3 separate regions of the Mus musculus genome follow, and regions 2 and 3 are each linked to region 1. Evidence: chromatin loops called from intact Hi-C (ENCODE). Cell type or tissue: left cerebral cortex. All regions are shown on one strand. Each heading gives the region's core, and the rest is flanking DNA. Links, peaks and the distances in the headings are about the cores only. Region 1 holds the start of Spcs3 (signal peptidase complex subunit 3 homolog (S. cerevisiae)). Region 2 holds the start of Wdr17 (WD repeat domain 17). Region 3 holds the start of Spata4 (spermatogenesis associated 4).

The links. A loop is a pair of places that touch in the nucleus more often than their neighbours do. Peaks named below come from ENCODE experiments on the same cell type or tissue, not always from the same donor. Only the 100,000 strongest peaks of a DNase experiment are listed, where the experiment ranks them.
Region 2: it touches region 1 in a loop (8-fold over the local background); 4 of 42 quality-filtered maps call a loop at or near these places.
Region 3: a loop joins it to region 1, with 2.8 times the contacts of the local background. A loop is called at or near these places in 6 of 42 quality-filtered maps.

The regions. Positions count from the first base shown.
Region 1 is chr8:54,523,002-54,533,460 of GRCm38, forward strand. It overlaps Spcs3 (signal peptidase complex subunit 3 homolog (S. cerevisiae)), which reads right to left and starts at 6,997. Exons shown (of 5, transcript NM_029701.1): 1 at 6,762-6,997; 2 at 5,341-5,414; 3 at 3,450-3,526; 4 at 1,940-2,055; 5 at 1-394. The coding sequence starts at 6,904. The coding sequence ends at 262. In left cerebral cortex, for the core only: a CTCF peak has its summit at 1,602 (motif pointing right); DNase peaks (open chromatin) are centred at 5,274, 6,509 and 7,056; H3K4me3 peaks cover 2,776 bases; H3K27ac peaks cover 1,927 bases.
Region 2 is chr8:54,718,872-54,729,330 of GRCm38, forward strand. Wdr17 (WD repeat domain 17) reads right to left here and starts at 5,497. Exons shown (of 30, transcript NM_001372370.1): 1 at 5,417-5,497. In left cerebral cortex, for the core only: no CTCF peak of the experiment used is centred there; DNase peaks (open chromatin) are centred at 5,639 and 6,342; H3K4me3 peaks cover 1,354 bases; H3K27ac peaks cover 1,380 bases.
Region 3 is chr8:54,595,146-54,605,604 of GRCm38, forward strand. Spata4 (spermatogenesis associated 4) reads left to right here and starts at 5,636. Exons shown (of 6, transcript NM_133711.4): 1 at 5,636-5,870; 2 at 6,657-6,786; 3 at 7,167-7,285; 4 at 7,395-7,615. The coding sequence starts at 5,656. Gm46039 (a long non-coding RNA gene) reads left to right here and starts at 1,986. Exons shown (of 3, transcript XR_001778557.2): 1 at 1,986-2,278; 2 at 3,244-3,350; 3 at 3,894-4,157. In left cerebral cortex, for the core only: no CTCF peak of the experiment used is centred there; DNase peaks (open chromatin) are centred at 1,981, 2,437 and 5,645; H3K4me3 peaks cover 565 bases; H3K27ac peaks cover 1,748 bases.

The sequences.
Region 1 (10,459 bases), core at 959-8,958:
CTACACTGCTGATAGATTCTTCCTATGCAGTTGCCTCGTTCTTCATAACTACTCTCCTCTGGGAGGCTTTTTCTGTCTGTTTACAAAGCTAAGCTTAAGCAGCTCAGAACCTTTCACTTCAACTGCGTCTTCTGACGTGAGTTTTTCTTACATCCAAACAAAAAAGGAAAAAAAAAAAGAAAAAAAAAATCAATGAAGAAACCGGGAAGAGATGAGATGCAATTCAACATGTATAAAAATATGCTTCAAATTCAGAATAATTTAGTAACTCTTGGTTATTTCGTATGTATCTGGAAATGGCACAGACACATGTCCCGATCCTGTCACAAGAGGTAGAATTCCAGCGTTTGGTACAACGTTCCAGGAGAGCGTCAGAGTGACATTCCTGTTTCCCCTACAAAAGGATGGAATAAGCAAAGGTTAGCAGAACTTGTCATTTAAGGAAAATTTCAATCAAGTGCTATTGGGCCATACACTTCATCTGTAACTAGCTGTTTCTAATAGACAAAACATAACAATTTTTTTATGAAATCCACAGATAGCACTAGAAGACATCAACATGAAATTCACAGGTAGCCTAGATGACCAGCATAAATTCACACCTGCAGCTATTTACCAATAAAAAAAGCTTACATGAATAGAACACAACAAGGAGAAAACGAGACTCAGGCTAGGAATCAAAAGGCAATAGTGTGAAATCTAATTTTGCCATTATTTAGAGGTGCAAACTGAAGCAGATCAAAATCTATCAAAATCCATGTTATTTGCACATCCAAAGGTGTGATTAGTTCAAATCTTATAAAGCAAAGGTCAAAATGGCCTGAGATCCCAATCATCAGTCATTCTGATTTCCTCTTCTTCTAAAGAGTAAACTGAATTTTTGGAGGGGAGGGGAGAGGGGAATAAGTTAAAGAAGCAACATTAGAATCCCAGGTCTCCACCCACCACACTGACTCCTCATGCAGGCTCCTGACTCGAGTTCAGAAAGCAGAGCTATAAGGTAACAGTGGCGCCCCTCCCACACATGAGAAAGCACCCTCCCCCTGAGTGTCCCTGTATATTCAATAGTAACAGCTATTGCACGGGTTAATTGTCTGTCAATGACACAGGATATAGTGATCTCAGGAGAGGGAACTGCAAGTGAGGAGCCCCATTAGACTGGCAGGCAGGCAAGCTTACGGGGCATTAATAACTGATGACTGATGTGAAGGATTTATCCTGCTGTGTGTGGTGCCATCCTTGGACAGGTAGTCTGGGGTGTAGACGAAAGCAAACTGAGGAAGTTAACGAGAGGCATTTCTCCAGTGTCTGCCTCAGTTCTCGCCTTGGCTTCCCCTAATGATAAACTGTAACCTGTAAGCCTTGTTTCCTGGTGCTTTATTATAGCAATAGAAAGCAAACTGTAACAGCGGTGGACTTTTATTGTGATTACAGCATTTAGCATTATTAGAGAATTGATTACTATGACCAATGCCAATTTTTCTCTTTCCTCGGTCTTCCTCTTCCTCCTCCTCCTCCTCCTCCTCTTCTTCTTCTTTTAAGATTTATTTATTTCATTTATATAAATACACTGTAGCTGTCTTCAAGCACACCAGGAGAGGGCATCAGATCCCATTATAGATGGTTATCAGCCACCATGTGGTTGCATGACCTCTGGAAGAGCAGTCAGTGCTCTTAACCGCTGAGCCATCTCTCCAGCCCCCTCAGTCTTTCAGTTGAGTTCAAAATACACAAACACTTTTCTCCCAAACTGTTGTACTAACATTTTTATCCCCTTCCCTTCTTAACTCTCCTGGAAGTTGAACAAGATCCTGTGCATGCCAGGTCAATGCTACTATTTCCCCAGGAACAGTATTTTTTTCTTTAAAATAAAAACACATTTCATCAGTCTCTTACCAATATTACTTTAAAATGTTAAAAACAACAAGGAAGCACTCACTTGAGGCCATTTCCATCGTCAAAGAAGAAATACTTTGTCTTCATATCTTTCAAAAGTAGCTTCGGATTATCACCTCTCAAAACAATTTTGTCCCAAAGGACAACTTGGTTCAGAGCCTGTATCAATTGAAAGTAATTAGATAACTCATCAGGGACACTCTCACTTCAAAACCAAAGCCTAAGTAATAAGCAAAGAGCTGAACAACTGCATGGAAGTGTACTGATTACTCACCAAAGCAATAATTTAATCCCAAACTAGTGTTATCTTACTGGCTTTACTGAGGTAAAGCAGAATTATAAAAACGATTTGATATACCCACCACAAAAGTAACATTGATGCTCATAAATTTTGGATACACTCAATAGTATTTATATACAGCAGATACTCTTATTATAAAATTTTCTATTTTTAAAATATTTTGATGATTTTTAAAGGCAGAGATCAAAACTCTTATTTTGAAGGAGAGCTTTTTCTGCTGTCTTTAAAATGTTTTGTTGATTTTTAAGTTTATTCACCCTAGTATGCCCGATGTCTAATGAAATATCTCGCATAAAATATATGATTCAAAAATTAGTATATGAAGTTGTTTAACATGCTGCCTAGAGGTCATATAAAATATAGACCCACCTGTAATTACAAATTACCTACTGCCTTAGGGTTTCCATTGCTGTAAAGAAACACCATGACCAAGGCAACTCTTATCGGAAAAACATTTCACTGGGGTTGCCTTATAGTTTCAGAGGCTAGTCAGCTTGAAGGCAGACACAGTTCTAGAGGAGCTGAGAGTTCTACACATTAATCTAAAGGCAGCAGGAGGAGACAGGATTCCACACTGGGTGGAGTCTGAGCATAGGAGACCTCAAAGCCCCACCTCCATAGGGACACACTTCCTGTAACCAGGCCACACCTACTCCATCAGGACCACACCTCCTAACAGTGCTACTCCCTATAGCCAAGCATTCAAACACAGGAGGCTGTGGGGGACATACTTATCCAAATCGTCACACCTACCTACAATGATGAAAAACAGAATTGCTTTTGGCAGCAACATAGAAGTGATGTCTTACTTGTGTGTATCTCAACTTGATATATTAAGTAAGCCACTCCATACTTTTCATTATCAGCACTATAAGAGAAGCTAAGGGAGTCAAGAAATAGCCTGCTGTCACAGCGTGCACACCTTTCTGGGCCCTTAATGCTAGAGAGCTACAAGGCACACAGAGCTTAAACAGGCTACTGCAGGACAGAAAGCTTCCTCACTACAGCCTTCTCTCTGGTAGCTTGAGTTTTTTGTTTTTTGTTTTTAAACTAAGCTATGAAGGTCAGATGTTCTGAATACATAAAAATGTATCTTCTTGGGTCAGTGACAACCTCAGCGGGTGGGGTACAATCCGTGGAACCCTTGAGGAGAGGACTAATTGTCCAACAAGTAATTTCTTGAAATTACATTCTTTCCTAAGAAATAATGTTTAAAAGGAAACTATTGTAATATATTTAGATAAGTACTTACATTATTTTTTGTTGAATACTCTGCAGATAAATAAAGAAATAACTGCTTAACATTCCAATCAAATATATTCTCTAGATGTAAGCCAACAGTTAAGGACTCTAAAGACTGGACAGCAGCACACAACTTTCTAACAAACCTTATTCTTAAAACATCTATCGCTCCATGAACACTGAAACAAAACAGAACAGGCAGACCACGAATGTACCAACATTAATTAAAAACAGAAATACTGGATACATATATTGTAAAATCTAGCCCATTCCAAAGGGGTGTGTGTGTGTGTGTGTGTAGGTTACCATCCCGGTCTTCCTGTAAGCATAACTAGCTGACTTACTTATTGAAAAAAGTAAACATAAGCAACTGAAACTTTAATTCTGTCCAATGAGTTCAAAAGAATGAGGACTTAGTCTTTCGGAGAAAAACAGTTTCGGAAGAGCTCCAAAGCAGAACCAACCCTCACTATTCAAAGTAGCTAACACGCATATGCGCACTGAGCTCAAGCAGTTAACCAAGCACAGCACTCTATACAAGTTGATGTGGCTACACATCAGTCCTGATCACAGTGTCTCAGTGTGTGGGGTACTGCGGTGGCAGTAAAGAAACACCAACAGGGTCCCATTCATCTTGGAGAGGTACTACTAGAAGAGATTACAATACTAAGCCACACTGAGAAGAGCTAACATGAGAATTTCTATTAAATATTATCTATAAATTATTAATTGTATATGTATGTACATATTGATAGGCTTATCACACTCTAATTTTAAAGTATACCCACTACCAGTTATTGTTCAGAATAGAGACGTCTACAGCAGTTCTTTACAAACGAAAAGGACAATTTCAAATATGAGGAGATATTAAGAAAATCCTGAACAAACTATAAGACTGATAGTGTATAAACACAATAAGGAGTTTCCAATCTCAAATCTGGCCCCTTCCTTTGGAGTGCTGGGGTTATAGGCATGCCCCACAAGCCAGTTTTATGCAGTGCTGGGGATAGAAATCAGGACTCGTAGATGCACACTAGGCAAGAACTCTACCCAATGAGTTACACTCCCAGTGGCTTAATGTGGTTTTCTAGAATACAAAATACTACTTCCATCTCTGCCTAAGATCCTTCTCATCTAAGATTTTAAAAGGGCATGAAAATTTAAACACAAATTTTTAAGATTTTTCTGATGGCATCTGTATTTCCACAAAAGGAACATTTTAAACTAATTCCTACTTTATACCTGAATCCAATAATTTGCTTAATTAAAAACTGCAAATAGTTTAAGGAAGAACAGCTGGTAAACCAGTCAGACATATGCTTTGGTCAGCTGCTTTATACAACAGTCTCCTTAACCAATGATTAATAATAATAATGATGATGATACACTGCCAGGATTACAACCTGTGGCCCTAAAGGAGACTAAGGTTGCCGAGACGTCAATCTGGTGAAGACAGAGACACAAGATAAAGAGAAAATAACTCATCCTGGCTGATCAAAGAAGCTTCATTAGGCTCCATCTGACCAGACAGACAGGTGATAAAACGCTGACATAAGTTGTCATCAGTGGCCCTCTGAACAAACCACTGCAGATGCAACGTCCTTTGAAACATAGGAGGTGTTTGTTTGTTTTCTCTCCTAAGAGATGAGAGATTATTTGAGATTGAAAACAGGCTATTTCTGGGCAGGCTGAGCTCTGGCGAGTTTTTCCTTCTCTAACCAAAATGATTTAACTGTATCTTTTCTTTCCTACCTTCAACTTGCTGTTTAAACGAAGACTTAAGATATACGCACATGACTCCCAGGCTGGGGTGGAGTCATACTCCCTCTTCCCCTTCTCCTACACTCGCATCTCATTTCAAATGTACAGAAAAGGCAATGCCAGGCTTTCTTGAAGGATATCAGCTGTTATATCAAATGTGATGAATCCCAGGTCACTTCTTTCTCTAGGGCCCGTGAAGTCTTCTACATTTTTTCTAGAAGTAAAGATAAAAGTTTTACCATCCCTCACAGTATCACACTAAACGTACACAACTTGAAACAGGAAGGGCTCCTTGTGTGCAGAAGTCACACCCAAGTTTAACAGCGAAATCGTAAACTTAAGAGTAAGCTTTTGTCTGAAAATAAATATTATAATTCAATACAAGAGAAGGCAGTCAGTGGTTTTCATCTGCCTAACGAGGAGCCCTGAGAGAACACAAGGGAAGAGAAAAAAATAAAACTAAAAAGAAAAACGGAAACACAAATACTTTATGCGGAGCAGGCCACAAGATAATCTGGAACGCAGCACCTGATTATAAGCACATGCCATATGTCAGAGCCAACATGCACTTTCCACAATTATCTGAAATCCATACAACAATCCTTCCAGTGACTTTCTTCACTTACAACAAATGTTAACACCTGCGACTGCAAGAAACCTGTTTAAGATCACAATGTTTAATATGTTTCAAGTTTATCTAGGTCACCACAGAAGGTGATGGCAGGGCCGGTATCTAAGCTACGTCTATTTAAATCACCAATAGTACCTAACAAAAAGTGTTGGGGATAAAAATGAAAAATCAAAAGCAGCAGCAGTAGTAAGAGGAGACACTTACTGGTGATTCTGACAAACAAATTAGTAAACCAAGGCTAAAAGAACGGGCAGATTGTAGAGGACAGTTCACACAGAGCATACAGGAATTAAAACCACTGCGTGAAAGATAAAAGTGCCAGAAAAATGGAGGGAAATGCTATAAATAAAACAGGCAGTACGGGAAAAGAACAGTCATTTCGAAATTCTATTTTTAATGTCTCCTAAGACTTATTCAGGTTGCTGGCTAAAGAATGACGTTAAAAATAACAAGAAACTGGGATGTTTAAACCGCCCCTGTGCATCCTGCACATCCTAACTTCAAGGCAGCAGCTGCCAAGTAGTGTGTCCACGAGGGACAGACAGACGTCTTCAGGGACTGTCAAAGAGAACCAACTGGGGCTGGACGTGACACCAGAGCCACCCACCGAGGCGCCTGGATGGACACCCAGGCCAGGGGGGACTGGGGACTGGCTGAGGTCCCCACGCGCGCTTGCAGGCGGGGAGGCGCCGGGCGGAAGCGCGGGTGTGGGTGTGCTGTTGTGTTGCTCCCTCATTGGCCCGGGTGGGTGAGGGACGTGCAGAACAGGAAGGAAGGGGAGCGCTGACCCAGGCCACTCGGGAGACGACCGCGCAGGGCTGGGGTCTGAGGGCCCCGGGACGCGCGTCCGCGGAGTGGACGGCCCGCGGCGAAGCCCTCGGGGACCGCGCACACAGCCCCGGGCGGGGCCGGCCGGCCGGCCGCACTCACAGCATGATCCGCGAGACGTGCAGCCGCACTGGGACGCTCCTGTCTTTGAAGGCGGTGGTGATGAAGCAGCCGAAGGTGAGCGCCGCCATCACGCTCAGCGAGAAGGCGAACAGGGAGTTCGCGCGCGACAGGACGGTGTTCATCGTGGCGACCTTTCCCTCCCGGGCCCCGGCTCCCACACTCGCACTTCAGGCTCTGCTTCCCGCGGCCGACCAGTCCCCGCCCACCCGCGCATCGGGTGCGCACGTCCCGCCCCGCCCCCTTTCCGGTCCTCCGACGGGAGCGCGCACGCTCCCACACCCTCTGGGTCCCACCCACTGGGCGGCCGTGCACGCGCCGGAAGGCGGTGCTTTCAGTGAATCCGCCAATCATCAAAGAGCACGGGGGTTGGGCTTTGCCACGGGGGTGTGGGGGGAGACCCGCCTCCTCCACTGCTCAGTTGTTCCATGGCCTCTGTGGCTTGGTAGGGAAGTAGCATTTTGCGAGTTGACCTTCAGTTAAGTTTATAGGGACAGCGGCCCCTTAACTGTTCTGTGGTAGTCACTTTTCAAAACGCGTGGTCCCAGCTCACCTCTATCAAAGCTGGTAAAGTTGGACATTTTTGGAAAGGAGGAAAAATGAAATCAATCAGGCACCTAAATAGCAGTCAGGGACACCAGTGTTGGTATGCAGCCTTCGCACTAGACAATTAGTCAAATCCCTGTTGCTTTGCTTTCAACAGAGAACCGAACCTCTACTTAAGTTACGTGTTTTATACCACAATCCCAAATATTTCCACTTATCCAAAATAGGTTGTTGTACAACAGCTGCTGTAAACCATGAAACGGTGTTAATGAGAAACTGATATTGATTAAACTCCTCTCAGTCATTACCATGCAATTAATTTTCATACAGCATACAGGCAGGATCATTAAGAATTGCCTAGTGCATATTCTAGGCCTCGAATGGAGAGTGTAACAGAATAGACCCTGGCTCAAATAGAATAGAGCCAATAAATGAAATATGTAGCAGTTATAGTCAGAGTGGTCTTTAGATGTGTTTAAAACCTTGGTTATTCAATCTCTCGGGTAGCCACACTGTATTCAGTGAAGGAAGGTTTTAATAAATAGTTACTGTGCTGCAAGTGAGACACAAAAGTATATTGATCACTTTGTATAAACCCTACTGAGGTTTATAACTGAGTAAAGTTATCAAAATCAAAGCAGCAGCTTAAATTATAAAACAGGTATAAATACTGAGGGATGCTACATAGTGCTAGAGACAAAATGAGGAAGCCATGTATGTGGTGAGACAGAACAAATCAACCCACACACTACCTAGTATTATTACTATAGAGTAACTTAGAGAAAGGATGCCTCTTGTTACAGATGATGAGTGCCAGGATACATGCTATGAAATATACTGAACACTTAGAGGTATATGTAAGACACACCCAATAATCTGTTCCCAGTAGGTAAAGAAGTACCTGTGAAACAAAAGACTGAAGTGTACCTGGGAAAGTAATGGCCTGTTGGATGCTGTGGAGATATTTAATCTCAATTGGGGTCTTAACCCCACCTTTGATCATTCAGTTCCTGGATAAAAAGACACACACAACCTTTATATGTATATTAAACTCTAAGCAGCATAAAAGCTGGGCAGATATCCATCCTCTGTGGTATTAGAATCTACTTTCCTATCAATAACCCAGAGTTTTTACTTACTATGTTTCATGTGGGCTGCTTGTAACTCCAAGCCCACAGGGCCATGACTCCTAACCCTTGTTAACTTTCTCTTCCTCCTTTCCTCTTCTCTCTGCTTGTGCTTCTCCCAACAACAACAACACCCCCTCCCCCAGAGCCCGAGAACCATAAAACCTGCTTATGTCTCTTCTGCCCAGCTATTGGCTGTCAGTATCTTTATTCACCAATGAAATAACTTGGGGGCAAGGTCACACAGCTCACTAGGTTTAGACTCCCTCTTCTCCAAGTCTTGGGGACCCACACTTAGCATTACAATACAAGCAAATGGCCATACCTCAACAATTATAGAAAACCTGTCTGTGAATACTGTAGAGAAAAATGAAATCATGAACTTTGCACATAGTGATGCAACTAGAAAACATCATACCGAGGAAGGTAACCCAGACTCTGAAAGAGAAACTTCACATGTTTTTGTTGTTGTTGTTGTTGTTGTTTCTCATTGGATGCTCCTAGTTCCAAATTTTCCAATGTAAATGCATAGCTTGTAGAAACCAAGAAAGCAAAATAGGAGCATTAAAAGGCTGGGGAGTTGGGGAGCAATAGAGAGAGGGCTAGCAGGGTACAAGTAATCTGATCAGGGAACTGGGAAGAGGGGTTCTTAGGGAGAGAGGGAGATGTATACAGAAGGTGGGAGGATGTTAAAGAGGAAAGGCAGAGTACAGTGATCTGATAGGGGAAGGGTAAAGGTCACTTCTCCAGGGAAGGAAAAGGGGTAAATGCAAGAAGGGAGGAAGACAAGAAAAACAAAAAGGATTTCTAAAAAAGCCAAAGGAAATCATACTGTTAACTATTTACCTAAAATGATCTATTATGCATGTAATTCATTGTATAAAAATACATATATAGATTTGATGAACTTTTCTCCTCTGGGCTGAAAATGCTCCCTCTAGGATCCAAAGACCACTTAACACAAAACCCAGTACATGAGAAAGCATTTTTTGAATTGTTGGCCAGGGTTTTCCCCAGGCATACAACCTATTACTGGTGCCCTTGGTTGACTTTCAACAGGAAAAAGCAACCAAAGTCCTACCAAGCAATGGCATCTATGAACCACATCAATGAACTGCATGGCATGGCACAATAACCCTAAAGGGGTGTAGTAGTGGCCTGATTGGCTTAGCATAACCACTGGCCTTTTAATTGGGTTTAAGAGCCTCTCAACAGGAGGGAAGCTATGGTACTGGAAAGCTAGCTAACTACCCAGTGCTAGTGAGTTATAGATATTAGAGATGGATCAATACCCACTATTTTAGTAAACCATAATAATCCTTAACAATCCATAAGTATTTGTCCTTAAGCCCACAAGTGTAGTCTTCACCCTTCATCATAAAGTCTTACCACATGACCCACTAAATATGAGCTGAACAAGGATTGTTTTCATAGACAATGTCAGCAGAGGAAGCCACCCTAAGAGTGAACAGTATAATTGCTGGGTTTGATAACTCTAGTTAATCGAATGTCCTCGATTAATGTATCACATAATTTAAACATCCAGTGGATTTTTGACAAAATGAAAATGAGGTGGGATCAAAGCATGTTCATTGATGTAAAAAGACAGAATATTTATATGACATATTACTTAGGAAGAAAGGAGAGATGGATGTATGTTTGCTTTGTAATTTGTATATCATTATCAGTCTTTTAACATTTGTTTTTATATGTTGGCCATTTTCCAGTCATCTTGCCATCTCCTTTTTGAATTTTCAGATGCTGACTAATCTGCCTGATTAGTAGAGATCATAAAAATGAGAAATATTGGTTTATAGCTGGCACTGCTGCCTAAAGTTGCAAAGGAGTTAATGGTTTCAATAATTAATAGCACTTTTTTAGATGATTCAGTGTAATAACAACTAAATGGTATTTTACTATTACTCAGCATTTAGCCCATAAGATGGTTGTTCAGTGTGTTAAAAATAGTAAAGCAATGTGTTTTAAAATGATTTGCAACTGATACAC
Region 2 (10,459 bases), core at 972-8,971, 200 kb after region 1:
GGGATCAGCAAAACTCAGGAGCTGTGTGTGAGGTCTAATACTTGGTTTCAACCAGAAAAGCAAGAAACCAATTCAAAGAGGTAGAGATGTGAATACATTATTTTCAACTTACATCTAAATATTTTTAATGTGACTATGCAAATATGTGTTTATATGTATGGAGCTGCACACATGTGCATGTATGTGGATACCAGAGGACAGCCTTGGTGGTCATCTTCAGGACTGTGGTACATCTCTTCTGAGATAAAGTCTCTCGTCATCAAATTTCTGCTTAGGCTAGAGTTCAGAAGGACAGTGAGTCCCAGAGGTCCTCCTGTCTCTATCTCACCAGTCACTTGAGCCTAAGTTATTTTAAAATCAATCAAACAATCAAATAAACAAATACCACAAGGTGTCTGGGCAACTTGTTAAGAAATTCTGATTTAAAAATATGCTGATATATTGTCTATTAAGTTCTCAGGAAAGGCAAGGCAGCTGATGGGAAGTTTAGTAAGAGGGTTATAGAGCCTGTTTAGGACCAAAGCAAGTGACAAGCCTAGACTTTAAACTCATTCCACTTTAAAATTGTAACCAAGGACATATTGGGTTGAAGGACCAAGTTGCAAGCACAAAAGACTTGGAGGCAAAACTTTGTATTTATTCACAAGTTACGATAATTGCAGAAAGGAAGTTTTTGACTAGTGTCTTAGGTAAAACGTCTTAGAAGATGAGATCAAATGCATGATACATTGTTTGTTAGATACAACTCTTATTTTTGCAATGTAATAAGTAATTTAAACTTTAACTATTCAAAATACTTGAATTAGTGCTGGAGTCATCACAATGAGGGAGAAAACAATGGCGAGAGTACTCTTTGCAACTCTTGAGAGGGTCTGAAGGGTGCTAGAGGTCTAGAGCCTGAGCAGTTCCTTTTTATTTTTTTATTATTAGATATTTTCTTTATTTACATTTCAAATGTTATCCCCTTTCCTGATTTCCCCTCCCCAAACCTCCTATCCCATCCTCCCTCCCCCTGCTCACCAACCCACCCACTCCCGCTTCCTGGCCCTTCTAGAGCAAGTTTCCATATCTAATTTGAGAGCCAATCTGAATGCCTTTGCTCCTCATCCTTAGAATACCTGGGCTCTACAGATCCTTGCATCTTAGATTCTGAAATGGTTCCTTCAAATACTTTGTTATATTTCCATTCCTTAAAAAACAAACAAACAAACAAAAAAATACTAGTTAGAAGGGTGGGGTGTTTTATGCCTCTAAACCCAGCATACCAGAAGCTCATGTCAGAGGATTGCTATGAATTTCAGGTCAGCCTGGGCTTCAGAGTGAGCTGTGGGCCATGCTCACTGCCAGTGTGAGCTTCTATCTCAAAACAAAACACTGCATAATTACACTTATCATTGAGATTTACTTGAATATGTATATATATATATATATATATATATGTAGAGAATTAAATGTGAACTGCTATTAAGCAACTACACAAGCTTTAAGACTTCAGTGCAGATATTTGTATAAGAAAATAAAAGCTATTTTATACCACATTAAGCATGAGTGTTCTGTATAATTTTTTTCTACTTCCCAATTACAGCTTTTCTGCATGTATAGTATGACATGTTCCTTATTATACATGACATTCAGGAAAACTAACAATGTTCATAACTTAGGGTGTCAAGAATGTGAAAGAGGTAAGCAGTAAGCTGAAGTACATGGAAAACTGCTTAAGGAACTCTGTTCTGAATCCCCCGTTTCTGAGCATTTGATATAAAATCAGCACTAAATGTTCTAGCATCCTCATGAACACACGAGGATTTATTTAATGACTCTTCTGCCAGGGTTCGCCTGAACGTTACACTTATCAGGCAACCCTGAGAAAGCAAATGACGAACTATGTCTTACTTTTGAAGACATATTACTGCCCGTTTCTGTGTTGTTGGGTTTTATAAACTAGAATGCAGAATTCCAGGAATTTGTAGCTAGCCTAACAAACCACACCCCTTTAGTATTTGTTAGGTAATAAAAGCAGTATCTTTATCATTGCAAAGGGAGGCTATGTCACACAGCTATTTGTGTGACTGCATGGCAAGAGCCAGCTGTGACTCTGAAAACAGAATTGTCCCTTGCCCTTGCTTTTTGGCAAAGTCTAGAAAAATCTTAAAAGTGAATTACCCTTCAGTCTTTCTAAAAATGATAATGAAATTTTCTTTCTATGTATATTGGCAAAAGTCCTTAACCAGCTGCTTGTGGTTCTCTGCTCTACATGGATGGAAGTCTCAGGTGAATAAGCTTTTCAAATACTGGCCTCTAGGAGTTTTTGGATCTGTCAGTGTTGGCATCTGGGGTTGTGACAGTAGGCAATTGGAAGCAGTAAGTCTATAGTAAGTAGTAAGTTGAAGCAGGCCTGGGACATGGAGGTCATTACCTGTGCAAGCGTTAACAGTTCTCATTCTCTGGCCAGGTACCATTGACTCTGAAGATTAAGAGCACTCTGAAACCTTTCTGGCGCTCAACATCTGCAGATTCTCTTCCTCCGCCCTGGCCACTCTAAAACTTTCTGCTCCTCTTTCAATTTTCAGTTGTTATTTCCAGAGCTGGGGATATCTATCTGCCTCTATCTCAAAATACGCGGGAGCCAGAGAACCCAGAGGGTTGTTCAAAAACTAGAGTGCCAAGTGTGGACTGGAATCCATCAGGCACGGGTTCCCCTCCCCACCTGCAGCAGGATTCATGGGTGGGGAGTTTGGTCCCTAGGGGCTCCAATCCACGGTTCCTTCAGCACTCAAGAGTGATTGCTCACACACTGTGCTAGGAAACCTGTCTCTGGGGCTCTCAAATCCAGTGTTAGAGAGTTCTCGCTTGATGTCACACACGCAGCACTAACCATGATTTTAACAGAGATTTAGCATCTTCACAGGGCCCAAGGAGAGGTGAGTCCTTCTTGGAACTTTTAACTAATGTCAGATGAGAAATCAGTTTTCCTCTAGGTTTTGTTTCTATAGCAGATTCTCTAGGGGGAACTTCTAAAATTCTCTTTAGGCGTTCACATGTAATTGCTTGTTCTCAAATCTCAAAGGTACAGTCTCATTAACAGTGGGAGAATAACGGCCATGATATTATCAAAGGGCAATGAGCACTCTTAGGCACGGAAGTGCTGCTAGTAGTTGAATGTGCTTCTAACACAAATGAAGGAGAAGGCGTAAGAAGCTAATAAGATAGCCTTCGCTATCTCCTAATAAGTTTTATTTCAAAACAAAATATTCTTCATAGGATAGTCATCCATGAAAATACACTGGAAATCACATGGCTAATGCTACAGTCTTCCATGTGTAGACGTGACATCACCGTGAATGGCTGACTAAAGGGGTTACTCAAATAATATTAACTACTGCTATTCTTCTTGTATGTACCAAATCTCAAGTAAATCTAGATTATGGGAGGAAAATGTTAATCCTTCAGATTAATGGAGCATTCAGTGTGGTCTTCATTACAATGTTTCAGACAATAAAATTAGATTAAGTTAGAAATTTTATAATTTTATTAATACTGACATAGTAACCACTGTTGGCCTTCTATGGCTCACAAGATAAAATAAGCAAAACATAACAAAATAACCTAAAAAAATGTCATGTTCTTCTCTGAATTAGTATAAAAGCTTTCTTGGCCCATCTCTACTCAGGCTAAGGACTTTAAAGTCATTTACAGAAAACAATAAGAAAAACTGCCTAAATATAGTAGCTTTTCCTTAGAGCAGATGAGTTTTTAAAATTAATTTTCAAAGCTAAATTCATCTGTAGATTTCTATATGTGATGCAAGAGGCCATTGGTCTTGCGAAGATCTTATGCCCCAGTACAGGGGAATGTCAGGGCCAGGAAAGGGGAATGGGTGTGTTGGGGAGCAGCGTGGGGGGAGGGTATAGGGAGGATTTGGGGATAGCATTTGAAATGTAAATAAAGAAAATATCTAATAAAAATAGTGTGATTTTAGAATTCTGATATAACATTTTAATTATAAAATTAAAGAGAATGAAGTTTTTAAAAGGCAACTAAAAATACTATTTCCCCAGAAGTGTTTATGCTTCTTTAGCAATCTATTAAAAATCAACACAAGGAGATACCAGATCAACATAAATTAAAAAAAAATCCAACTAGTCTTTATATACACATTTGTAGACCTCACTTTAAAAAAGAAACTTTCCTTTTATGGGTATCTTTTGAAATAGATTATTAGTTAATTTCAATTTAGAAAAGTTTCCAAGAACTCTTAATGTGCTAAAACTACCACTTGTTACATTAACCCATAAATAATCCACTAAAGCAAGTTTCCCAAATTTTCTTGAATTGACAAGTTTTCAGAGTTACTGAAGTTCGTCAGACAGCCTCAGATTTCTGTCTTCCAACATAAAACTATAACCATGGCATGGCACATTCTGGTTGCTGCAGCACCTTGCAGAATAAAGGAATACTTACAGGTTTCAGTCACTACTGTTGCAGTGTTAAGTTCTCCCCGTTCAAAATAATGATAAGAGAACACAGGAACCAGCAAATGTATAGAATATTTTCATCATTTTTTAGTTCAAGTTTTTAAATCCTCATAAATTCCCTTGCATCTAACTAGTTTTGTGATCATTGTAACCTAGAAATGATATGATAGTGATAAATTTGGCAATTATAATATCATATTATTAAATTGAATACTTCATATTTCTTAAACAATGGGTGCGTATTTCTTAGTATTCTTTGGAGGATAGTTTGTTCTGAGTAAGTTAGAAATATATCTTCAAATCTATGTTAAAGACATTTATATAAAATAAATGATGACATGTGATTGATATATGATCTAACTTTTTAGTGTATTTTGTGTATTCTAATTCATTTTTAATAACATAGACTTTGCTCCTATGAATACTTGCATACAAATGTGGATACATCGGTAAGAGAACAAGAAAGAATTTTTATGATCTCCTTAATATACAACAATCTTTTCTCAGGTTAGTATTGCCCTTATAACATTTCTTTTTAAAAGCTTTCTTGGTACAGCCATTTCAAAGGGACAAAGTAATCTATGCAAATACGTCTTGCCCATTGGTGGAATAACATTCTAGGTTATAGACACCCATATACTTAAAAGCTTAGAAATAACAGCAAAAATGTGTTTAGAAACAGCCCCAGCTTCCACGCAGGGGGAATCCTCATACATGTTGAGTTCTAACTATGCCTTATAATACTCAGGTGTGTGGCTGCAAAACTCCTGGGATTAGCTCCTCAGGCATCATGGCTTGCACAGCACTGTAGGAGGCTCAGAGTCCTAGTCTGCGACCTTAGAGTGCTGGTCACCAACGTGAAGCCAACTCATTCAAATATCATCCTCTTTGATTGGGCGCTGAGCAAAGTCTCCTACACTGCAACCCCACTTGAGCCTTACCTGAAGGAGACAGCAGTTGCAGCTCTGGACAACCGCAGGTGCTGAAGCAGGACCGGCCAAAGGGACCGCCCTGGCCCGCGCACCCGCCACGCCCTCCTCGCCGCCCACTCAGCTCTCAGGGGCGGGGCGGCCCTGAACATCCCTGAGCCAGAGTCGGGTTCCGCCCACCCTTCACAGTGCAGGTTGGGGAGGACAGCACTCTGGATCCCGCCCCAGAATTGCACGTGACAAGCACCCTAGTATCTGATTGGAGCACATGGGACAGGGAGGCGGAAGTCCCTGGTGACCCCTGGAAACAGGGCCCGGAGAGTTGGTTACCTAGCAACGCGGCTGCTGTGCAGAAGATGTGATTCCTAAGCTTTGAGTCAAAGCTTCAAGCTAAGCATGTACATTATTTTAAAAGGTGGAGCAGAAGGAATACGTCCCACTAGCGTTGTCACTGCCTAATTTGCTACATCGAAGCTGTACCTTATATAAAAATGAATCGAATGTACAAGAAATAAATCACCTGGTTTCTACATTAGTCTTGAAGCATTGCTTGGAATGTGAGTCTAGAGTGCTCGCTGTCCTGCACGTCTTAATATTTCATTGGTTCAAGTAGCCGCATGAACCACATCTGTGAATGAAATTGTTTTGATTAGTCCAGCTGCAAGCAATTAATAAAACTGTCCATAACATGAGCAAAACATATTTGCCCCGTGGACACTGGTGGAAAGCATATGCTAGTGTCATGTAATTAGGGTTTATATTTCTGAAGTAGCTTCTTTAATTTGGTCCTTTAGTCAATACATTAGAGGAAATTGGCCTTCGTATACTTGAAACTGACCATTAAAAGCACAGTATGCACTCCAAAGGGAGTAAGCAGATGTTCAGAATCAATGTTCTGAGAGACCATGATACAATACAAGGAACATGGATACAAGTTGCCCCAAATAGTGTGTTCCACCGTGGAAGTAGTTAACAAACTATTGTCATAATACATCAGGTAAGCAAGATACATAAACCTGGGAAATCTGCTAGATGCTGTCTAAGGACAATCCTTAGCCTGTGGTTAGTAGAACAGTCTGCCAAGTTAATATATTTGAAAAGCTTTGCCATAATAGTGAAAGGCATGTTATATCAGATACAGAACAATAAACAACTATTACAGGGAGTAAGGTAGTCCCAAATAATTTTGGCGATGGACTTTTGGCCAACTCTCTACAAACAAAATTAGTCTGTAGACTCTTCTACATAACCGTGAATTTTTTTTTCAGAGAAATTCATCCCACAAAGTGTAGTTCATTTATGATATTTGGAGCTTCAATCATAGGCCAAGTTCTGAACAATCATCTACCCTTACAAGAGAAAATCTCTGGAAATATTTCCTATTCACCTTCACAATGCATACTGCTACTGTTTTCTTCCAACATATTCTCTAGAGGCTCTGTTTCCTTAGAATCACTTATGCTATATTTGTAAATCAAAATTTACTTAAAACTAACTCTCCTTATGGAAAATAAATTTGTTAAAAGCTAAGACGATTTCTTACAACTGTTTGCCCTATCCCATGTTGAAATGACTAACAGTAGCAGGTCTCCAATAAATGTTTGGTGAACGAATGAATGGAAATTAAACAGCATAGAATATCTTGAAAATCCATGTGTTAATGCATATAGCTTTATGTACTGAACTCTAAATGTAGTTATGTAAGATACTATGGGTTGATTTCAGAAGAGGGACTTTTAGAGAATTTTTTTTCTTTAACTTTATTCAGGAAATAGAAACAAATGGGATTTTATAAGATAGAAAAGAATATGGGCAATCTATGCAGCATGATCTGTACTGGGAAAGCACATCATGAATTTAATAGATCATGTCCTGCTTGCTTTTTTTGTGGAAGGTGAATGTGGCTGTCCACAGATAGGAAAGGATCTAGAGACTGTGAAAGGAAAAATAAAACTAGAAATATAGAAAAACTAGATGTGGGGAATACAGAATTCAGGATTTAGGTCAAACATTAACCTCTCCTGGCCAAGAGAATCCAATTGAAGCTAGTAAAATTGAGCTTTTTCTTAAAGAATGGCATCTAGGAGGTTGTATATAAGGATGCAAAGAGATAAACAGCATGCTTGATTGGGAGGAAAAAAGAAAGTTGTTGGTTGCCTGGGCTGTAATGAAGAAAACAAGAATGTTAAGGGGACATTCATGTAAACATATATTACATTTTTTGGAATTGTCTTATCTTCAAAGTAGAGAAATGTGTGCTTGATAATGGATCTAAAGAGAAAAAAAAGATCTCTCCATGTAAGAAAATAACAGAATGAGACATCCACACCCAGCAGTCCATAGCTGTGCATTCAGCTTTTAAAGAAAAAATACTGATGCATAAAAATATTATCAATATATGTCCATATACATGTCTATGTCTATAAACACCACTTACACAGCACACATATGAATGGGAAAGGACAAGGTGTGGGAGCTGGTTTCTCCTTTCACTATGTGAAGCCCCAGAGCTGAAATCTAGTGGTCTGGTTTGGTAGCGGGCACCATTACCAGATGGTTTGGTTCCATAGTTTTTTCCATAGAAGATTTAAAGAACTACAACCATAGTTAGATCCAGAGGAACAATATGGTGTCATCTCTAAAGGAAGAATGGCTTCACTCTGCTTTTCAGTCTTTTATTCAGCTAACACTTGATGTGATGTTCCCATCTCAACAGGAAAAAAAAAAAAAAAAAAAAAAACCAGTGTCAGTCATTCAGCATGACATTTTCGGAGCCATTATTAGTTCTTGCCATTTTAAGTACACAGAGTTCATCGTCGTTAAGAAGCACATAAAATATGCTCACACAGTACAAAAGGTAAAAGCAAGGTTCAGACATCTGCTTCCAGAAAGTATACCTGGAGCCGCTTTGCTATGAAAACAAAGCAAGAGGTTGCTGTGTCTGGGAATCCCAGATGGAGCAATTGGTGGAAAATATTTCAGAAGACTTCAGATCCCTAGATACGGCCTCCCCCCACCCCCTTTAAAACGGGCTTCCAGCACTGATTTTTAATTCAAGGTTTAAGTCTCTTAATGTTACCAGATTGAAAGGAAGCTAATTTTTCATCTAGTTTCTTAATCCTAAAATCATAGCAATAAGCAAAAGTCTGGCCTTCATAAAAAATTTGTTCAGAGTCTGGCTAACTCCCTTTGGGTGTGCTTTGCAGAGATGTTACAAAAGTAAGCCTCAGGGCATTGCCTCTGGTGCCACAGCACAGTATTTTCAGTTCAGAGAATGCTTGCCAGAAAGAAAGTCTCTTGAATATACGTTATGAAATGTGAAAATCACATATTGCTTTATATTTTTCATGATAGCACAATAAAAAGCTAATGGATTTTATAATGTAGATTTTCGTTCTGATTTTTTGTTTGTTTTGTTTTTGTTTGTTTATTTTGTTTTGCTGTTTTTTTGGCTTCTTGAGGCAGGGTTTCTCTGTGTAGCCCTGACTACTTTTTAGAACAGGCTGGTCTTGAACTCAGAGATTCACCTGCTTTTGCCTCCTGAGGGCTGGGATCAGAGGCACAAACCACCACCATCCAGCATTTATTTGACTGATAAAATGGGAGAGCCCAGTACACTGTGGGGAGTGGCATTCCTGGGATGGTGGTCCCGGAAATGTAAGAAAGCAAACTGAGCAAGCCATTGAGAGCAAGCCAAGCCAATAAGGATTGTTCCTCCATGGTCTGTGCTTCACTTCCTGTCTCTGTTTCACTGGATGATAGACTGTCACATGGAAGTATAAGACAAAATAAACCCTTTATTGCTCAATTTGATTTTGATCAATGTTTTATCAGAATAGAGTAACAAAACAGCAGTATCCCACTTCTAAATATGTCTAAGTCTTTAATTGCTAAGCATCTTACTTCATCTTAGGGTTCTCTTCTTCTAATTATTATTATTCAAAAGAATTTCCCAACTAGTTCTTAGATTAATTTTTGAGGTTTGAATGCCATGGTGGTGCCTTACACTTGTGATCCCAACTCTTGGGAAAATGTGGCAGATTGCTCGTCTGAGTCCAGCATGGCCAACACAGTAGGTTCAAGGACACCTGTGGATACAGTGTAAGAAATGGTCTTCAAAAAATTATTTTTTGACGAAATTTTTATCATATCAATATTGTCTTTCCACATTTACAAACAACTTATGGATCAGGATGGTATCAGAAACAGTTAAAAGAAAAATTCAAAACCACACAAATTCATGTAACATGAATACATATTTTGATAATAAACCATAAAGGCTGTTAATTTAAAGCAGTTCTTTTGGGATACATATTTTAGTGTTTATTAAAAATGAAAGTAAACTTATACACCAATGAGAGAGATGTGCTTGTTTAAATTTTACATAAATAACTAAATCATATGCAAGTATTTGATACTGCAGAACACAGAGCATCTTCAAAGCTTTTCAGTTGATCAACATTTTTATTTGGTCCTAGTAAACACTGCAAATCCACTTACGTCAATACTTTAAAGCCTAACACCTCCTATTCTCATGAGTCTGATTCTTCAGAGAAACAGTATACACTCTCTTGGAACTAAAACATGCGTTGTTCAGCCTCCCATTGACAGAGGTGAGTCAACCCATTTTTGGTTTTAAATGGACAGACCCAATGGGAGTTTACAGTAGACAACTTAAATGGACTGTGTTGGTCCAAAGCTTTAAAAGTTTGCCAACCCTGTTGATGAGATCTTAAGTGATACCTCTACCCTTCTGTCATATAGTTCCTGGGAACACAGATTATAAAGGGGCTACCGATGGACTGCTCCAAGAATTATAGACCCTGGGCTACAAAATGTTGGTTAAGAAAGCCCAAATTTTTACATCAGAGAATACCTATCTCAGCTCCCAGCCAAGGGGAAGCAAAAGGAGCCTGCCTCAGAGTAATATTGTTGCCTGCCTTCAGGTTCCAACTCCAAAGACTAAGACACAGACTTGAAAGTTCCTAGGTGCAGCTAGGTATTGCTGCTGCTGGATACCAGAGTTTATGGTAATGGTAATAGCATGTCCTCTAG
Region 3 (10,459 bases), core at 1,687-9,686, 73 kb after region 1:
GAAAATTTCACGGGGTCCCCAAACCTAGACAAAGAGCTACAGGAAACTTCTGAGCGCTGAGAGAACTAACTTTACCCGGAAGTGAGCCCCTCTGAAATCATATATGTAGTTCATGAATAGTGAGCTGTGGGGACGGCCACTGCCTCTGTCCAGTGAGGTAACATCGCAGGAGCTGCCTCAGCTATGATGGCATCTCCTCTCCAGCCTCCCCAAGTGGCTCTTTACAGCAGGGACTGACTTCCATTCCTGACCCATGTAGGGAAAAGGCGGAAAACTCCACCCCTTAAAAAAAAATCTAATGTCTCACCTGCAGACTGCCCGCCGAAGAGTCCCGGCTTCCAAACGCTGACACCATTGCATACCCTAGCAAGATTTTGCTGAAAGGACCCTGATATAGCTGTCTCTTGTGAGACTATGCCGGGGCCTAGCAAACACATAAGTGGATGATCACAGTCAGCTATTGGATGGGTCACACGGCCCCCAATGGAGGAGCTAGAGAAAGTACCCAAGGAGCTAAAGGGAACTGCAACCCTATATGTGGAACAATAATATGAACTAACCAGTAGCCCGGAGCTCTTGTCTCTAGCTGCATATGTATCAAAAGATGGCCTAGTCAGCCATCACTGGAAAGAGAGGCCCTTTGGACTTGCAAACTTTATATGCCCCAGTACAGGGGAACGCCAGGGCCAAAAAGGGGGAGTGGGTGGGTAGGGGATTGGGGGTGGGTGGGTATGGGGGACTTTTGGGATAGCATTGGAAATGTAAACGAGGAAAATACCTAATTAAAAAAAAAGAATTAAAAAAAAAATCTAGCCGGGTGTGGTGACACACGCCTTTAATCCCAGCACTCAGGAGGCAGAGGCAGGCGGATTTCTGAGTTCGAGGCCAGCATGGTCTACAAAGTGAGTTCCAGGACAGCCAGGGCTATACAGAGAAACCTTGTCTTGAAAAACAAAAAAATCTACATAAGTTCCTCTCGATTATTCAACCCCTTGCTGTCTTCTCACTAGAGCAGAGGCAGCCATCCTCTTGGGATTTTCCCTCCCAATTAATCCCTTGTGTGAAGTTTGTTGTGTAGAGTGAATTTGTATCGGTTTTCCTTGGTTCCCAGTTGCTAGGATACCTTTCCCTTCAGAGCTGCAACACTTACAGTATATGCACCACTAAGAAAAGCAAACTCAGCAGGGGGGGATGGGGAGGGGAGAGAGAATTATATTACTTGTATTTAAGACAAAACACTAAATTTAGCCCAATAAAGAGGATGCAGCTAGTAAGAGATAGGTGAGTTAGCCAAGGGGAAAATCTTTATTTCAGGTATATATACACATTCGTGGATACACACACCAAGCCTACATGACAGTCAGCAGGTTGTTAAAGGCAATGACCCGTTGTCTCAGCTATTTCTCCAGGTCGTTCTGTTGCAGACTACAAGTGAAGTCTTGCTCAGCCAACAGGCAGCCCAGGCCGTGCTTTAAGCAAACCATTAATGAAGTCAATAAATCAGTACCTAACCACTGGTCTTTTCTACCTTATTCTACCTTACATTTGGGAGCTTATTTTCATTTTTAATTTCTTTGAATATACTTATAATCATTTTTTGAGATATGTGTATGTAAAGATAATAAAGACAAGGAAGCAATCAACCTGAGAGCGCAGATATGGGAATGGTTCAAGGCAGGACAACTGAGAGGCTAGAGAGATGAAAGGGGAAAGTACAAAAAGTCATATACCTGTATTCCTCATTCCATATGAAACTGGCCTTTCTCCTATTATGAAACACATTTCCAGAGTCATAGAAATAAGAATTTTCACTGAGGATAAATAACTACCTGCTTCCTCTGTTGCTTTAAGCACTATATATTTGACTTTTATCTTTATTTTTTAAACCTCCTGAATTTTATCTTATTTGCATAATGGATGCTGGTATCAGGATTGGCTCTGAATCCAGTGACATCACACCTAGGTGACAGCAACCCACACACCTGTTGCCAAGGCAACAGCCACCATATTCATAGAATCCACTTGGCTCATCTCCCACCTTTTCCTGCAGCTAAGTCATTTTCCATATAAAAGGAAGACCCCTCTGAGCGCTCTCTCTCTCTCTCTCTCTCTCTCTCTCTCTCTCTCTCTCTCTCTCTCTCTCTCTCTCTCTCCCTCTTCTCCCCTTTATTCGCCCCCACCTTTGCCCTTCTCTCCTACAATAAACCTCACGTGGAACCTTTTGGCCTGGTGTGGTCTGTCTGGAGCCGCACGTCTAACACATCAATGGACAAATATGGTAGGTTAAATAACTTGCTCAAAGTCACACAGCTAATTAGAAGAACCAGTTTTTCTTAAAGCTCCTCTTAAAATAGTATTTTAGTTACATGTTTATGTGTGTATAGAAATGTACATTTAAGTGCAGGCTCTCTCTATAGAGGCCAGACATCTGGTTTCCCCAGAGCTGATATTGTAGTGACTGTGAGCTGCCTGAAATAGCTCTGAGAACTAAATTCAGTCCTTTGCAAAAGCAGTTATATGCTTTTAACCCCTGAACTATTTTCCTCTTCCCTAGCTCTCCAGGTTCTGAAACTGTGTCTTAATCTACCAGAATATTAGTACCTTCTAAAATCCAATGCAAAGATTCAAAGGTCAATTCTTCTGAAAATATTTCTAGATTTCCAAATCACCTGTTCCTTGTTCCATTATGGGACCTACACACACACACACACACACACACACACACATACACACACGCATACGTACAAGGTACAGCATTCTGCCTCTCTTCACCAGCAGTGTTGGGTGCCACCAATAATTCACCAGTTCAGGGAGGAGAGAGGCAGAGTCTGCTGCCTGCATTTCCCTGCCACTGCTTGCAATGCCGGAAGGGGAAAGTGAGGTCTGGGACTAATGTTGTGGTTCCTGGTCTCCTTTCTGGATACCCAGGCACCACTGGTGTGCTGCCTGGAGAGGAAAGTTGGGAAAGGTTGTCCCCAGTCCACATTTCCCCTTGGAGCATCTGTAAGGCAGGGTTAAAGCAGACCCTCGGATGAGCAGGATCCAGTCCAGTAGGGAGCAAGTGCCAAGTATCAGAGTGGGGGAAGAAGAGGAAAGACCTTCTTCCTGAGTCCTAATGTCATAGCTCATCTAGGCGAAGGCATTTCCTGTGGCGATCTTTAATGAACCAGATCTCAGAAACAATACTTGCTTGTTCATATTGCCTTATTGGGGGTAGATGTGGACACATACACTTTATTCCAGGTGAACCATGCATACTTTTGGAGGAAGGACGTGGGAAGATCCAAGAAGGTCACAGGCTGAAGGCTAAGGCTATCTAGATACCTCATTAGCATGAAGAAGAACTCCAGGTACTACGCTACATGACAGTACGGGTGGTCCTGTGTCCTGTTCTGTGTCCTTGTTACCTGTTCCGGAACAAGTACAGAGACAGGTAGAGAGCGGCTCCATTGCTGATGCTCTCAAATCTCACTCAACAGCCCAGGTTTTATGCCTGCATAGTAGCACAGCCCACTTGCACATACACACACACAAATATACACACATATATATTATTTATTATATATTTAATTATATATATATGTATGTATGTATGTAAAAATATCAAGGCCTAGATGAAATGTTAAGGCTTAGGTAACTGTCACCTGTCTAGCCTGCCATTTTGTACTGTTATTAATATTATAAGGAAACTTTTTCATATGTTGTTTCTGCTGTTACTTTCTCATGCCCAAGTTGATTACATAGTCTGTTATGTTCTGTGCTCTTAGAAACCAATCATGATAGAAGGCAGAACTGCTTTGTGGAGTTACCCACAATAAGGTTGAACCCAAACCAAGCCCCCAGCAGCACTTCCTGCACCTATATGTAAGCTTTTATTGAATTTGTTTTAATAGGCTGACCCTGGGATGGACTCCAGTGTAAAAGAGACACCTGCACTAATATAAAAAACTATTTGGATTAAGACTTACATTTTGAGAAACGGTCAAGTAAAGTTTAAGTTCCCAAGACCTCCCTGGGAACTGACATCCTACTTGGTAGAAAGAGTCATGTATGTGGATAACTGACACCCTGCCTAGCAACTTAAGACATGAATGTTAGACAAGGCAAGCTACCTGGCACAGGTAAATACCCCAACCAATGGGAGAGAGGTAAGTGTACACAAGACAAGTTCCCAAGGAAATCCCTTATTCCTAAATCTTGGTTGGTGGAAGAACTTGGCACAGATTTTTGGGATTTTAGGCTTTAAAACTCTGCACACACACACACACACACACACACACACACACACAGAATACTAGCATGGCAGCACTTGTCAGTGTAGGTGAATTTTTCACTTATATAAATGTATCTGTACGTCCAAAGGAGTTCCCACAGTGGTAAAGCCTACATCAGTGTTATCTAGAGGATCACACATGGGTATTGGTCCGATGAAAGTAGGAACTACAACAGTTGACGGTGATGGTCTATTTCATACCTTAAGACAGTTTCTTAAAAAACAGTCATTAAAAGAATGAGTCATTGATAAGACATATATCACTGGACAAAGAGAAAACATACTACTTCTTCTCTCTCTTTCATGCCTACTCTTTAAGAATGACACTTTTTAGTGTGTGTGTTTATATGGGCAATTATGTGCCATGTGTTCGTGTGTTGTCAAAGGCAACTTGAGGAGTTGGTTTTCTCAGTCTCCTATTGAACAAACTGAAGTTTAGTAGCAAGCGCCTTAATCATCTGTCTCCCCTGGCCTCATTTTAACCTTATACAAAGTCACATTAGTCTACCTTATAAATGATCAAATATACAAGAAAACACTCAATAATATATTACATAGCACCACCAAGATCCAGCCCATGTTTTATATGTGGGATACGTATTCATATTCAACACTGAATATATTCTTGCTATAGAGATTTTAAGAGATTGATATTATCTTCCTGCATAGCAATCTAATTTGTAATTGCCTATCACCACATTGTAATAAGTTTCATTTTCTGAATCACTCATTAATGGATAGAAATATCTGCATCAGTTACAGGCACAGAAGAAATACTCAATAAATACTTGTTGAATGAAATTATACATCTCAGGACATCTTGAAGTATATGAATGTAATCTATAAATAGCTTTAAAATATGTGACTAATGTACATTTTACATAATCATTATGGAAATAGGTATGATGAATTTTAAAGGTTTGTTTTCTTCTTAAAACAAAATTTTTGTGGTTTCCAGGTCTATCTCCTACTCTCATCCACCTCCCCCCCCCCAAAAAAAAAAACAATTTTCACTGTCTTCTAGAGCTTTTTCACATTTCTCTTCAAAATTCTTTATTGAACAATGGCCTTTAGCTGGCAGACCAAAATACACACACTATAAAATGTGTGAACTGGGATACAGAAAGAAAGATTTGCCAACACAGTGCAAGTGAAGCCAACAATTTATACTTGAAGCTCTGTCTTCAACTTTAGTTCCTCAGACTGTTAACGTTCATGGATCCAGAGATTACTGACTCCAAAACATTGAGTCACATCCTAAATGTCATTAACACAGAGCCTTCTTGGAGGCCGAAGCCCCGCCCTTCGACGCTAAAGCCTCGATTCCAGCAGACCTTATCAGCCCCCAGCTGATCTGTTGCCATAGAAACCCATAAAGCACCATGGCTGCCGCCGGCCAGGCAGAGGAGTGTTTACCACTGCCGGCGGCAGAATCATCCAAGACGTCCTTACCTACACCACCAGCAGTTCCCGCAGGAAAGAAGCCAAAGAAATGTCTGGTGTATCCACATCCGCCTAGGAGCTCCCGCCTGAGTCGTTCTGTCCTGCGCTGGCTCCAGGGCCTAGATCTCAGCTTCTTCCCTAGGAATGTCACCAGGTGCTAAAGCCAGACAGGACCCAGTGATTCACCCTCCTCCTCAGGTGTCACCCTCCCCTAGGCCACCTGCGCTCGCTCAGTTCAGGCTCCCTAAGCCTGGAATCAGCCTCCTTGGCCTTGCTTTCCCTCCTCACGGAGACAGCCTCGCCATCCAACTCCCTGCTCACTCATGCATGCCACAAGGCATACATATCAAGATAGGAAGTTCCAGAAAGACGTGGACCGTTGTGTTCATTGATTTCATTCAACTGGTCATTACACTGTAGAGTTAAGCTATTCCGGAATGCTTTGATAATCACAAAAAACCAAGGTTTTTGTTTTGTTTTGTTTGTATTAATCGTAATAAGGACTAGTTTACCCTTTTTTTGAAAATGTATCATGTATCCAGTTATCTGAGGTTTTTTTTTTTTTTTTTTTTTTTAAGCTTCTGTTTAACGGAAACGATGGTCTATGTAACTGGCTGTTACTATAGAATGTGAACAAAATTCCATAAAAATGAATACCATAGATCTTTTGCAGGAAAACGATTAATGCCAGTATTGGGTTTTTCAAGCATCTGTGAAACTTTCAATAAGCGTTTTAATCACTTGGCAACATTGTTAAATCTAATAATTAGGAGGATTCATTAAAGGACACTTTAGCTAACTGCTTTCTTTCCTATTGAGAAACCTTCTCAGAGAAATGAACCAACACAAGTTTTTCCAGATAGTTTGTCAATATGGTTTATTAGCTATTATATAATTATCTCAATTACACTTTTTCCATTTCCTTATTGTTATGTATCAGGGATTTTTCAAATGGCTACCTAGTTGCAGAGATATTCTGTATTTATTATCCCTGGGACCTTCGATTATCATCCTTTGAAAATGGAACCTCCTTAAAAGTCAAGTTGGATAACTGGGCACAGATAGAGAAGGTAAGACACAAAATTGACAAGAGTTTCCTGTGAAGCTTGTTTTAGATAGTACACTACATCTCTGTCTGAGAGAAAAACAGAAAGACAGGAGAGAGAGAGAGAGAGAGAGAGAGAGAGAGAGAGAGACTCTATGTCAAGTCTAGGAAATAACTGATTAGTCAAATTCTAGTTGTTCATTATATACAAAACTATAAATAAACTATAAAATTTAGTATATGACAATTAGAGTGGTATATAATAGTGGCTTTCTTGAAGAAATAGTGAATGTTGATAACATAGAAAATGTAGTTCAAATGAAAAGTTAGTTAAAGTAAATTCATAATACTTGATTATTTTTCTAGAACTTCTGATGATGAAATACTTTCTTTCTATTATTAAAGTTTCTAGCGAAAAAGAAGTTTAAACTACCTAAAGAACTAATCCATGGAACAATTCACTGTAAGGCTGGGGTACCTGAAATACTGATACAGGAGATTTACACTTTACTAACACATCAAGAGTAAGTAGTTTGAAATTTTCCAACAGCACAATTTAACGTAAACTTTTGATGACATAAGGCTCACTACTAAGACATAGTTTGCCAACAATATTTTGTTTCTTATTTTCAGAATTAGAAGTATCCAGGATGATCTCGCTAATTTCACAGACTATATTTACCAAATGCGTTTGCCCCTGGTTCCTAGGAATACAGTATCAAAATCTATTAAGAATAACATTAGGTTGTCGGAACTACTAAGCAATCCTAATGTACTCAGCAATGAACTCAAGATAGAATTCCTCATCCTTTTGCAAATGCTGCAAAGAAAATTAAGCAGAAAACTGAATCCAGGTAAGCCTTCCCTGGAGACAGGTGAGTGCTTCTGAAATCACCAAGGCTGCTCCTAAGCTGAAATGAGAGAAAACCATGCAGTAAAAAGATTTATGATCACTGGAGTGGATGGCTTTCTTTTTTATCGACAGTATGTTTGTTGATTTGCGGATGGAAGGGCAGGTTTCCAAAGGCTTGCCCAGAGTCATCTTAAGTCATTTTAAACTCTTGTCATATTGCTTATCCATTGTCCCAGGCAGGTAGGATAGTAAGTGAAAGTGCTGTTCTGTCTTCATCATTAGCTCCATTCTGGCCTATTTTTTTATGTTTATCATATATTTGCCCTTATTTCACACATAGAAAACTGAACATTTCTGTAGCATATCAACTATCCAAGAAACATGTGTGTCATTAGAATGTTCTTTCCTTTGAACTATATTTTCTGAAGGAAAGAGTCATTTTCTCTCTGGTATCTAGAAAATGGAAGGCTACTCTTTGAATTCTTCTTCACATTAGGGCTATTTGGATAGCCCAAAAGTGAGTGTGGTGTGGATTGTGTCTACCCTTACTGTGTTCATTTTCCAGACTCCTATATTATATTGTTTCTCTTCTTTGACTTGTTATGGTCTCTGGCCTTATTCACGAATTTGTGTGCAAACAAAGAATATGAGGCATCAATCCTTTTGCAGAATTTTATATTCAAAATGTGACTGTTTTAAACATTACAATTTTGCTGCAAAATGTGTCACACATATCCATTTTATATAATACGTGAGCAATTTTAAAAACTGATAATGGTGTTAGGCACTTGTGCATCTGGAAAGAGTTTAAGAAAAGGAGTATTACCAACCCCTCCCACTTCTTGATTGAGCTCACCACATCCTCTCCCCATGGAAACCAACGTCTTCCTGCTTTGGTTGAAAGCTTCCTGGATTAAAATGGAATTAAGCTATGGTACTATCATGCTATCTCAATTTTAGCCACACATAGACACACTTGTTTTTGCATATTGTGCATGTGTTGTATGAGCGATTGAGTTTGGGGCCTTATATATTGTAGTCAAGTCCCCGACCATTTAGTTAGATCTCCATGCCTTATACAATACTTTTTTTTTTCCCCTAAGTGAGTTTCTTTAATTTTGTTGTTGTTTTCCAGAATGTCTTTCATCTTTTTTCTTTTATTGAAAAATATTTTTTCTTACAACATGTTCTGTTACAGTTCTCCTTTCAACACTCCTTAGTTCCTCCTTGTCTTCCCTCCCATTTTTCTTTTTGAAAATGGCTCTTTGCATACAATATATCCTGATTGCAGTTTTTCCCCACCTCCTCCCAGATCCTCCCTCCCCTTCTAACTCTCAGCTCCATACCTTCCTTCTCTCTCTCTTAAGAGCAGGCAAATTAAAAAAGACAAAACCACCAAATAAAAACAAAAGCTAGGAGCATAAGACATGAGTCTCCACATACCAGCCTGGTTACTTTTAAAACGAGCAACCAGACCCTTTATATTGTTTCCTTTTGAACATACCTTCATATAGCCATGATCATTTTTCTCCCTCTTTAAATAATCAATACTCAAGTCTCCTATGGTGATTTGTATTTTTTCATTTTGTGAGTGTGAGTGAATATGTTTTTTTTTGTGTGTGTGTGTATTGTACTGGTCAGCTGGTACAAAGTCAAACAGTCCTCTGAGGGGGAAGTGAGAAAGACTTACTTTCTCACTATGTATATAGGAAAGACAGAAGACTCAGAGACACAGGTTAGAAATTGGGAAGGCTGCTCAGTCAGTACTATGGCAGCCCCCAGGTTCTCTCGGGCTTTCTATACTTTGCAGTAACGGGGCTGACATACATTTGATATCTGTACCCATCCAGAGGCCTCCCTAGTCCTCCTTGTTCCTTCCTCCATGATTAACAAGACTGAAGCCTCCAAGATGAACAAGCCCCTCACCTTGAGCTTCAAGTATAACCCCTCTTACGGTTCCATGTATCATCAGGCCAGGTAATCTGCAGTAGACTCTGGCCTGACTTGACTGCTTGACAGGTAGGCTTTCACAGAAGCAGACAAAATGGCTCCCATCTGTGTGTGTGTGTGAGAGAGAATGTGTGTTTGCGGTTGTGTGTAGACCACACCACACATGGTAGAGGAAAACTCTGTGAAATCTGTTCTCTTCTTCCATCTGAACCTTTTAACCTGCTGAACCATTTTACTGGACTACTCTTCATTTTTTGGTACTTTTGATTATAGAAGTTGTTGGTTTTTTATTTATTTATTTTTTTTAATCTATCCCCAAAGCAGTTGATAGAGATTGTTATAGTTATAGGAATGCTGCTGCTGGCTGGGTAGGCTTGTTTGTTTTCTCTCTGAGAGTGTGAGTGGTAAGTGGGAAAACTTCCTGTAAGATAAGCTACAAGGATGGAAAGGGCCCTTAGGGGTTAAGAGAAAATGCTCAGGTGTACAACTCATAGGATACGTTTTAAAATAGATTTGAAAAACATGAAAATAATTTTGTCACGAAAACAAATACACATCTGCAAAACAAAAGAGATGCTGTATGATTTCTTTACATGAACGACAGAACTAGGTAAACGTACCTTCCTGTTGTCAGTGTCCTCGTAGGACCCTGGGCAGCAGTGCAGGGCTGGCACGGTGTGACTTATGTTGAGCTGTGTAGCGATGCTTTAGGTGCATCTATTCTCCCAAAAGATTGTTAGAAGAAATTATACTTATGGCTTATCTTTTTATGTAAGATCTTGAATAAAACTATACTAAAACAGAAGGGGCCACCTAGAAGTCTCAGTGGGAAAGGAAGTGTGCCACAAAGCAGGATGACCTCATCCACAAGGAGAGAGTGGACTCCTGCAAGCCT